Linked DNA regions of Homo sapiens: region 1 is linked to region 2. Evidence: chromatin loops called from intact Hi-C (ENCODE). Cell type or tissue: K562. All regions are shown on one strand. Each heading gives the region's core, and the rest is flanking DNA. Links, peaks and the distances in the headings are about the cores only. Region 1 holds the start of LOC141374963 (a long non-coding RNA gene). Region 2 holds the start of LINGO1-AS2 (LINGO1 antisense RNA 2).

Region 1 (5,360 bases), core at 301-5,300, 120 kb after region 2:
CACGCAGGGATCTGAAAGAAGGCCACGTGCAGTCTAAAGACTGCGGTGAGCCCCTCAGTGTCCTCATCTGAAAAATGGGCTGGCAATGAGATGACCCACATATTAGGGCAAAGCCTTTGACCTTGGACCAGAAGTGAGAAGGTCCCCGATGCTGACCGAAGGCCCGATGCTCCACTTGCTTGGCTTACTGGCTCCTCAAACCCGGCAAGTCCAAACCAGGATGCCTGCACCTCCACCTGCGCCATATTCCCCATCTCAGAAAACGGTGCCACTTGGGCCAAATTGAACCCGCCCCGACCAGGACTCTCAGCCTTCCCACCCCATAGCCACTCTCCAACCCCTTCCCCAGCCACCCACTCTTCGCCATCTGCACCCCCACCCTGTGGCCACGACTCCACCTCTCTCCTGGGTCCCTGCACCCACCTCCCCTCAAGGGTCCCTGCTCTCCCTGCCACAGCCTCTAATCCATTCTCTCCACCCAGAGGCCAGAAAGGAATTTGGAAAGCACAAATCAGGCCCTGTCACTCACTGGCTTAATCCCCTCCAGAGCACCCCCCTGCTCCTCAGCAGGGCGGCTAAGGCTGTTTCCCACCCCTGTCCCCGCTCTCTCCCTCACTCCCCACCCACCAGCCACACTGTCTTCCTCCTGGTCTCCAGACACAGCCAGCTACTTCCCACCTCCCAGCCTTTGCCTTGACATTCAGCCCCTTCAGCCTCAAAGTCACCTCTTCAGAGAGGCCTGCCTGGATGCCCATCGCCTGGATGCCCATCGGAGCTGCTCATTCAGCCCCAGCCACTCCCTATTCCACGGCCCTGTCGTTTCCCTCCCGAGCTCAGCACAGTCTGAGGTTACCCAAATTACCTGTTTGCCATGCTGTCACTCCCTCAAGATGGGAAGCTACCTGAGGGGAGGAGCAGTGTGCATAACGTTCTAGCTGCTGGGGATACAGTGCTTCATAGGTGTTTCATCAAGTGATGAGCGGGTGAATGAAGGTGTGAATGAAAGGGCAGGCTGGCTCCAAGCCAGACGGGAGAGGTGAGAAGGATCAGGGTCCCTGCTCCCAAAGTCTCCTGCCCCTACCTTGGTAGGGCCTCAGCACCTCTTCTGCTCAGGAAAGGGAGCAGGTGGGGCTGACATTCATGGAACAGAATCTATAATCAGGGCCCTTTTCTCTAAACAACTTCATGAAGCAGCTACAAGGAAGCAGAGAGAACCAGGCTTCACCCCTCTGAGCCCGGTTTCTTCGTCCATTTAATGGGGATAATCCCAGGTCCCAACCTCTAGGACGGCTGTGTGGATAGATGAGACTGTATCTCAAAACCGTGAGATGCTGCTGCTGCTGCTAAAACGAATCCCATGTCTTATAGAGGAAGAAGCTGGAGAGATTGTGGGAGTTGCCTGGAGTCCCAGAGTCAGAAAGCAGGGAAGCTAGACCCAAATCCAGGCTCGCCTGACTCAGGAGCCAGTGCTTTTTTTCCTCGGTGCTGGACCCACTCCAGCCGGGAGTGGGAGGTGGGATACAGGAAGCCTTTCTCCGTTTGCACCTCAGTGGTGTTCATTTATGTTCCTGGGTGCAGACTGACTTTGCCTCGCCTTTCCTCCAGGTTTGGCACAGAGACATTAGGAAGCTGGGAGGGCTGGCCAGGGAGGACGGTGCTGCGCCCACCCCACTCATCCCCGAGGCAAGGGAGCTGGGGAGGAGGCAGCTGCCCAAGCCTGGGACAGGTAAACTGAGGCATGCTGAGAGACAATCTGTCAGGACCCTCCTTTGGGTGGTCTGAGGTGGGGGGACTGGCAGGCCGGGGTCTCCGGGAGGTCCCAAAAGGAAGAGTTGGTTCGCATAGCAGAAGAGGAAGAATTGGCCTCCAGCCAGCACCTTCCCCACCCTAGCCAAAGGCACAGAGCCAGCAGGAGAGAGCAGAACTCAGAAGGCCATGGGGCTCTAAGGACACACGCAGGGCCCACTCAGTCCCACTCAGGCCAGCTTGTGAGGTTGGAAGGTTGTCACTGAAGGCCAAGAGGCTTACAGGTAAGGCTGCCCTAGCAGAGACCCTGCCCAGCAAGCGGCTGATGAGGGATCGTGCTGCAGGCAGCAAAGGTAGCTTCCCTTTGCAGCCAGTGCACATTAAGAATTATTCCTCCTGTGAGCAAACAATTTGTTACAATATCCACTGCGCACTTTTCCCGGCTGGGTGCCCTCCCATACATCCTGAATTAATCCCTGAAGTCACTCCATTCATTTAGGACATGCCTGAGTGTGCCTCTCCTTTTATTAGGGAAATTTTTCATTGTTTTGAGGAGCTCATAGGTTTTAATTTGGAGCTGAGATTTTAAAGCCTCTCTCGGTGGCTCAGAGGCATGAGTAGTCTTACACCTGGGAAGGTCCCCTGGGTTCTTAGACCTGGTAGGGCTTGGCTGGGGCCACCAGACCCCAGGGAGAAGGGATCATGGCACATGCCCTCCAGGGAGCCAGGTACTGCAGACCCCAGCGCTGTGTGGCATTGGATCACTCCCTTGACCTCTCTGAGCCTCCCTAAGAGAGGCAAAGCCAAGGAAGACTGCATACTTGGGTATAGCTCTTCCAAGCCTGCCCAGGGAAGTCCGGGGTCATCACCTCTAAAATCCACAGCCCTGGGGAGTAGCATGGGGCCACTGAAAAAGCATGATGTGTGGAGTTCGATTTGAAACACGGCCAGGGCAGGCCAGTCATTTGCCTCTCCCAGTTTCCAGCTCCTTAGAATGAGTCTAAGAGCCGGCGCCCTCTCCAGGCTGTCATGCAAATTACACAAACCCAAGTTGGGAGTGAGTCTGACTCAGGGCCTGGCACACAGTGGGTGCTCCACCAAGGGTGAGCCTCCCAGCCCTCTCAGCCCACTGCAGACCCCTCCCACATCTCCCTCTCTTGGCCCTCAAGCAGCCAGAGCCCCTAGTTCACACATTTTGGCTGAAGGCGGCCCGCAGGCTGATCTCCACAGGTGGGGTCCTGCCAGTTTGGGCAGCAGCCACCAGCCTCTTCCCAGGCCTTACACAGGCCCTTGCACTTCCCAACTGAGGCCCTGGAGCGTGGGCAGTCCTGTCCACAGACCCTATGCTAAATCCTGCCCCTCCCTGCAACCCCCAGGTAAGGCTGTGTCCCAGGACCGTGGCTGCATGTTTGCTGTCCCCCTGCCCTTAGTCAGGAGACAGTGGTCCCACCCCCAACTCCTGGTCCTCTACCCCGACCAGGGCTCCAGGGCTGGGACCTCTCAGGGCTCTGACCCCCAGCCCCCAGCAGCTCTCAGACAGCTCATGCCCTGTCCTGGGCTTGCTCCTCCTGCCTGATCTTTGTTCACACTATTCCCAACCACACGTGCTCTCTGTCACTCTCTCCCACCCCCAGCTTCCCCAAATCCTCCCGAGCTCTAAGGACCAGACACCTCCAGGAAGCCCTCCCTGACTTCCCCAGCTTTTATCTCCTTCCCTTTCCTGAGGCTCACAGCATTTCTCCTTGATCCCTCTAACTTCATGTTGCTATCCAGAGGCAAGGACCATGTCACCTACTCATGATGTGGCGGCCAACCCCAGGCAAATCCCACTGTGTACCTAGGGAGGACAGGCTCATTCAGTGAGGCGGGGGAAGGGCACAGAGAACTCCCACTGAGGGAGTACAACGCCTCCGTGAGGTAGGTATCATTATGTCCATTGTGCATATGGGAGAAACTGAGACTAGGAGAAATGAATCACTTGCAAGAAGCAAGCAGGGCTGAGACAGGAACCAGCACCACCAAACAGTGCCGTTAAGACACAGCCCACAAATCCAGGTTCCACATGCAAGACCCACCAGCCCTGGGCCCAGCAGGTTCACCTGTGCCATCCCAACTGATCCTCACCACCCCTCAGGGAGGTTAGTATGCCACTTGGGAGGAAAAAGAGGTCCAGAGAGCCTGAGTCACTTGCTCAAGGCCACCCAGTAAGTGGCAGGGCTGGGACTTGAATCCAAATTATTTCAGCTCCCACTTGGTCAGGGCAGCCAATCAGGACACCTCACCTCATCCCGCCCACCACCCCTGGGATCTGCAGGACCCATTCTCCCCTCCCTGGTGGCCCAGACTGCTGGATGGTCCCCAACCCCAGGCCTCTGGGGAGTGCCTGCGTGGCTATTTGACCTTTCAGAGGGGCCGGGCTCCTACAGTTCTGGATATTTACACAGACGGCCTCGGCTGCAATGGCGCCTGGAAAGTAGGCCATGCAGAGGAGGGAGGGGATGGCAGGTATGGGCTACAAACACTCCCGCCGCCCTCCATGCCGCCTGGACAGAGGAGCCACCCGTGGCACCATCTCCTCGAATGACCTTGGCAACTACTGGGGCAGCCTGTACTGGGGCAGAGTCAAAGCCTGGGCTGGCCACTGAGGGGAGGGGCTTGGCCAATGTCTCCAGTTCTTCTTTGCTTAGTGACCTGGAGGGCCCTGGAGGACAGAGGATGACAAGTCCTTTCAGCAAGAACCCCTCTCTGCATAAAGGGTCACCTCACTTCACAAAGCCTCTGCTTCCTCTTCTATAAGAAGGGTGGTGGTAGCTGCCTCTCAGCTGCTGTGAAGATGGGAAGCACCCAGCCAGGCCTGGCACTTTCAGGGCACTCTGCACACTGGTCAGCCCCGCAGGACCTGAGGCTGAGCCTCTCGTGGGACACCCGCAGACACTCAGCTCCAACTGGGACAGACCCAAGAGTCTCCCAGGAAACCAGCTGGATCACACTGGGTGGGGGTGCCTGGCTGAAAGGCAGGTAGACACACCCAACAAACAGCAACAAAACCACCCCTGTGAGAGCACAGCATAGCAGGTGTGGCATGGGCACCAGGGAGCTGGGATCTCAGAAGCCAAAAGGACGCCGCCCCCATCCAGAGCGCACGGTCGGGCCTGCGTCCACTGCCGCATACCATCCTTAGCAAATCCCAATTCGCCTCTCCCACCTGCCCCCTCCTCTACCCTGGCTTGAGGCGAAGAGCCAGAGGAGCCTGGCAGGGTGCTCCCAGGATAGCTGAGTGTTAGGAAGTGGTCAGGCACTGATAAAACCGAGAGCCAAGCAGGACAAGAAACACAGCTGCAGGGAGCCTCCGGGAAGTGTGCAGAGGCTAAGCACAGGGTGTGGGCCAGAAGGACACAGGGGTCCCGGTGGAGGGTTCCCACGCATGCGGCTCAGGCTGGGGACTGGAGGGGGCTTCAGGGCTGTGGGGGGTGGGGGTGGGAACAGTCCCCTCCTCTTTGCCCTCCCCATGCCAACCTCCCTGCCAACCGCTGAGCGGAAAAGCGTTCCACTCCTTTGCCACCCCATCCCACACGAGGCCGGTGTGCCCATCTTCAGCGTCCCCACCTCCTTGC
Region 2 (5,360 bases), core at 277-5,276:
GGGTAAAGCCGGGCCCAGAAGTAGGTCCCCTGCCTCCCTGCCCAGGGTCCTCTGAAGGGCCCAAGCTGCTTCCTCTGAGGATCTCTCCCCCTCAACTGAAGGAAGGAGGGATGGATTTAGGGGGGCAGGGAGTAGAGATTCGGGAACAGATGGACTTGGAGGCTCCGCCGCGGGGGCTTGAGGGAGGGGGAGGAGGCCCGGAGAAACTGGAACTGTTACAAAGTTGCGAGTTAAAACATTCTTCACACTCCCGCCTCCTTTACTGTTCTGATGCACCAAGACGTGACAAAAATGTGTCAGATTTTTAAAAAACCGCACACACACACAAATGCCAGTCCCCGTCTCTGCCGCCCGCCCAAGCTTGGGCCATCTGTTTCCCGGGGGTGGGAGGGGAGTGGGGCTTGGCAGTCGGCACCATCACTCTGGATGCCCCCAACCTGGGGTCTGGACCAACGGCCTGGCCCAGAAATGGCCCTCAGGTGACGGCGGGATGTCTAGGAAGGTGAGGACTGTGACACTTCCCCGTCAGCAGGGCCGCCCTGCCCTGCCCACCCTGGAGTCCGGCGCATGCCCAGCCCTTCACACCGAGCTGGGCAGTAGCTCTTCTCTTCACTTCCTGCATGTGGGGGCACTGGGGCTTGGAGAGCCCTCTCTGGGACTCCCAAAGCCCACCCTTGTAGTACAGATGGGAAACTGAGGCCCAGAGAGGAGAGGAGAGGCCAGGTCCACAGTGAAACAGTCTGTGTACACACTTCACCCATTCGCTCAACAAACACTGACCAGGCATGCTCTGGTGCTGGTGCTGAGCACCGTTCTCACCGCACGTGGTTCTGGGCAAGGGGGACTCAGTGCTGAACTGGCAGATGCAGGCTTGTTCTCCAGCAGCTCAAGGCCAGGGGAAGGCAGCCGATCCGCAAGTAATAACAGACTGACAAACTGGGACTTCCAACAAAAGAAAGAGGAAGAAAAGAAAGCAGGCAGGCCTGGCAGTAGGGACTGGAAAGAAATGAGGGTGACCAATCATCCCCATTTGTCTGGGAATGTCTGCTTTCAGCACTAAGAGTTTTGCATCCTAGGAGACACCTCGGTTCTGGGCAAACCAGGATGACTGTCACCTGAAGGCTACTTTAGGTTGAGTACACTTGAGCTGAGTCCTGAACATGATGAAACCAGCAATGTGAAGATCTGGGGGGCAACAGAGGAGCTAAGACTGAGCGAGGACGGAGTGGGAGAGGAGCAGGGGAAAGGGAGGCAGGCAGATCACAAAGGGCCCGTGGGCCCTGGAATAGAGTGGAGTGGAGATTTTATCTAGTCACAGGATTCAATTTTATTGTGGTCATTGAGTCAAACTAGGGAGCAGCTTGGTGCAAAGGTCACAGATTGTAGAGAATTTTAAAAATTCATTAAGGTTGGAGCCCTGGGGGCAAGGGCAGTGGCTTGGGTGCCTGGAGAAGCTGGCTGGGACTAGATCTGAAGCTTCCTCAGGGAGCTGGGACTTCAGCCGTAGGGCAATGGGAGCCACTGAAGCGTATAAGCAGGGCTTGATGGGGTTAGATTTGCAAGGAAAAAACCCTAATGCTCTGGGCTGGTCATGGCTCTGTACAGGACCCTTTCCTGCCGTCCCCAGAACACCATGCACCACTGTCCCCACTCCCAAACCTTAGGGAGTCCTGTCATCTTCCAAGACCCAGCCCAAATGCCACCTCTTCTAAGAAGTCTTCCCTGACTTGCTGAGAGAGACAGGTGCAATCATGCCCTACCTAGGACTCCCCCATCCAAGGACCCTCAAGCAGAGGTCTCAAGGGAGCCCTCATCACAATGGACACTCTTTCGGTTCCCACTTTGTCACAGTGGATCCTTAAGGCCATCTGACCAGAACCATGTTCCAGTTGTGGACATGGAGGCTCAGAGAGGGCATGTAGTTTGCCTGAGACCACACAGCAGTTGAAGTGTGAGGTCAGTTCAGAACCATGTCACCTCTGTCTGAGTTCAGAGTCCCTGGGCTCCTGCCTACAGGGGTAGTGGATGGGGAGAAGCAAAGAGTGGCCAGTCACCTTCCCACACAGGAACAGAGGAGTGGTCATTACCATGGGGGGCTGGATGGGATGGACCATGGGGCGTGCCACCTGGCCAGCTGGCAGATTTATAATGGAAGTCTCCCAGATCAATTACTGTATTACCAGGCAGCCTGACCTTGAAAGCTGGTGGGGCGGGAGAGGCTGGGGTGGGGTGGGGTGGGGCCAGCCTAGAGCAGCTGCCTAGCCTCCTCCAGCAGAGGGCACCCTGGGAACCAGAAGACCTCCTGGTGGAGAGGAAAGGGGCGGGGCCTGGAATCGTACCATTATTGCACATTCTTCTGTTTAAAATAGTGAAAGTCCTTGTTAGAATGCAATAAACCCTTCCCTACACTATGCTCCAGGAAGAGATCATCAGACCATTCTGAAGAGGAGGAGTTGGCACAGTTACTTCTCCTCTCTGAGCCTCGATCTCCCTGCCGGCAAAATGGGGATCCTTGTCCCAGCTCCACTCACTCTATAGGGTTCGTTTGAGGCTCATGGTAAATAGGCTTAGAAATGGGCCCTCGGGCATGTCCAGCCTGGAGTAGAGTCAAGGGTGTCCAGGGGGCCAGGCGGAGGTTCAGCCATGGTAAGACGTGGAGGGGTGCCGAGGCCTCAGAGGACATTACTTCTGATTCCTCCCACAGTCTGTGTGATGATACTCGGCGCCAAGGGACTTTCTCAGGGGTGCTCTGAGATCCGGAGGGGAGGGTGCCTGGCCTGAAGCCCCACCCTTGCAGGCATCTCATGGGAGAATGGTGAGCCCTGGGGGGAGAGCAGAGTCTCCCTTGCTCTCCCGAGGCGACCTCAGCAGATGCCTGACATGGTTTGCAGCAACAGCTGGGCTCTATTCTCTGTACCAAGTGGGAGCAGGGATGGAGCCCTGGAGGAGGGAGAAGTTTGCCTCTTGCTCCCTCAGTTTCCCTTTGTCAACATTTCTCCTTAAACTCCCACCAATTAGAAATTCATTCGGGCTAGTGGATGAATTAAGGGACTTCATACATGCACAGTGTTTAGAACAGTGCCTTCCTGGCCTGGGTGGACAGGCAGAGAGTGGAGGGTGAGTAGCCTTCAAGGGCTGAGAGTCTGTCTGTAGTTTTCCCAGTGTCTGGTTTGGGAGTAGAGGAATGCACAGAGGCAGGGATGAGATCCCTGCCTGGAGCACAGGCCTCTTCCCAAGACAGGCGGGAGGGATGGATGGAGGGCTGCGGCTGTGCCTGAGCCTGGCTGCCTGCTCATCACAGTGCTGGGCACTGCAGGGAGAGTTTGGGGAGACAGGACAGGGTCAGGGGGTGATTATGGGCAAACAGAGTGGAAAATGAAGGCCTTCAGCTGGCAAATGAGTTTAACAGAAATGAGATGGGCAGAGGCTGTGATGAGAATTGCAATGCTGGGCAAAGGCGAGCCGATTTTCAAACTGGCCTGGGTGGGCAGGCTGGGATGGGTTAGCTTCATCCCTTGCCCTCAGGAGCCAGCCAGGTTGCAGGGACAGTGCCTGAGCCCCCAGACCCACCCCACACCAAGAAGGCAGAGGGACAGAGAGACCTTTGGATTGACAAGATCTCGCATGAGTGGTGGGATGAAATTAAAGCAGGAGGGACTGTGGTCAGACTTGCAGAAGAAGTTCTTGGACAGCATGGGAACAAACAGGGAAGGCTGGGAAGTCCTGGGGACAAGCTGCCCCCAATGCCCACCCTCCCAGAGGAGCTACTCCCAGCTCTGCCTCAGGCAGCAAGCAGAGCCTCCTCGCTGAGGGTATTCAGCTGTGGAAGACCTCCCAGAGGCAGGCCTCTCTTTGGGTCTCAGTTTGGATATCTATGAAATGGGAATGACAGTGCCTTGCCAGTTCATTTGAAGCCCCCAATGAGACTCAGCGCCAGACACTATCTGTTTCCTGGGTTGGGCCACCATCCCTGAGAGGGCAGAAGGCAAGACCTTCTCTGGCCCGAGGGCTCAAACACTGCTGGGTAAACAGCCTGAAGTGTGCCTCACAGCACCCTAGACCCTTGTCCTCTTTCCCCTACTGATCGCCCCACCCTCTGCTTCTTTTTCCCTCCTGCCCTTCCCAGCGGGGCCTGAGCAAACAGAGACAGCATGGCCCACATCTCACACAGGGACAGGCCAGCCCTCTACCTTTGCTGGGCCTCAGTTTCCCTGTGTGGACAAGGGCTGTGCTGACCCAGAGAGTCTTGGAGACCCTTCCAGGGCCCATGGTCTGGAGGAGAGGATGCTGTCTCTGATTCTTTCCCAATCCTCATGGGCCACTCCTGCCCAGGATGCTGCCTGCACCCACCCTGCCCGACTCCCCTCAACGGGAGCTTCCATGACCTCTGGATGGGGCAAGAGGAGATGGTAGGTAGGTTGAGGCAAGAGCCACTTCCAGTACAATAACTTATAACTGGCTGACAGATTGAATTAGACCTTTTCCAGCTCCATACCCCATTGATCCAGGAGGACCCACATATGTGAGTGTGTGTGACCCTGGCCTACACAGTTCTGGGGCCCCAGTGCACAGCCCCAGTCAGGTAGGGTTAGCAGAGGGAAGGCGTGGTACTGGTAGCTCCTACCCCCACCCCACCCTGCTCAGCTGCCCCAGCTCCTGCCCAAGGGGCCTCTGAGCACTAAGTTACAGCTTGGCCTGGCTGTGGGGAATGAGAGAAGGGCGGTCAGAGGGAGGAAGGATGGGGTTGGCTGGAGCCCTTGGGGATGAGGGGGCAGGAAACCCTTTTCTATGAGGTTCTCAAAGAGGGAACAGGCTGCCCAGCCCCAACTGAGAACATGACCCCACCCTCACCTTCTCTCAAAGCCAATACCCTCCACCCTCTCTTGAAGCCTTTCCAGCCCCCTCTAACTCCTCTTTAGCAGCCCCCAGCTCAAGGCCAAGGACTAGCTTCCTTGGCCCTGGGTTTCCCTGAATGCCCAGCCTGGGGGTCTCTACTCCATGAAGGGCTGGTGGGTGAAGGCAGGCCTGCCTGCCTCTCTGTGACCTAAAAATCAATCCTTTTAGCCCCTTCTGAAGCCAGAAGGTCTCTGGTTCTATATTTTAAAATACTTTGAAGTCGATGGACTGACTCCTGAGCCATCCTGTGCACATGTGCCCTCAGCTTGGTCACACGCAGGCACACACACTGCACATGTGTATACCAACAGATGCACACGATGACAGCAATATTTCAGTAGCTGACCACCGCACAGAACCCACACTCCCTGGGCTGGGAAAAAGACAGGCACTGCAGGAGGCTCTGGGACAAGCAAGGCCCCTGCAGGAAGGAAGCCGGTGCTTCACCACACTCGAAAGGCAGG

Evidence for each region. Hi-C counts contacts between places; a loop is a spot of excess contacts. Peaks named below come from ENCODE experiments on the same cell type or tissue, not always from the same donor. Only the 100,000 strongest peaks of a DNase experiment are listed, where the experiment ranks them.
Region 1: it touches region 2 in a loop (12-fold over the local background); 4 of 110 quality-filtered maps call a loop at or near these places.

Annotation. Positions count from the first base shown.
Region 1 is chr15:77,782,357-77,787,716 of GRCh38, forward strand. It overlaps LOC141374963 (a long non-coding RNA gene), which reads left to right and starts at 4,780. Exons shown (of 2, transcript NR_199613.1): 1 at 4,780-4,891. It also overlaps a transcript of LINGO1 not described here. RefSeq lists enhancers at 1,902-2,485, 2,561-3,062. In K562, for the core only: CTCF peaks have their summits at 2,765 (motif pointing left) and 3,656; a DNase peak (open chromatin) is centred at 2,745; H3K27me3 peaks cover 2,310 bases.
Region 2 is chr15:77,657,627-77,662,986 of GRCh38, forward strand. It overlaps LINGO1-AS2 (LINGO1 antisense RNA 2), which reads left to right and starts at 2,425. Exons shown (of 3, transcript NR_120362.1): 1 at 2,425-2,539. It also overlaps a transcript of LINGO1 not described here. RefSeq lists an enhancer at 2,299-3,220. In K562, for the core only: a CTCF peak has its summit at 2,280 (motif pointing right); a DNase peak (open chromatin) is centred at 2,255; H3K4me3 peaks cover 173 bases; H3K27me3 peaks cover 2,332 bases.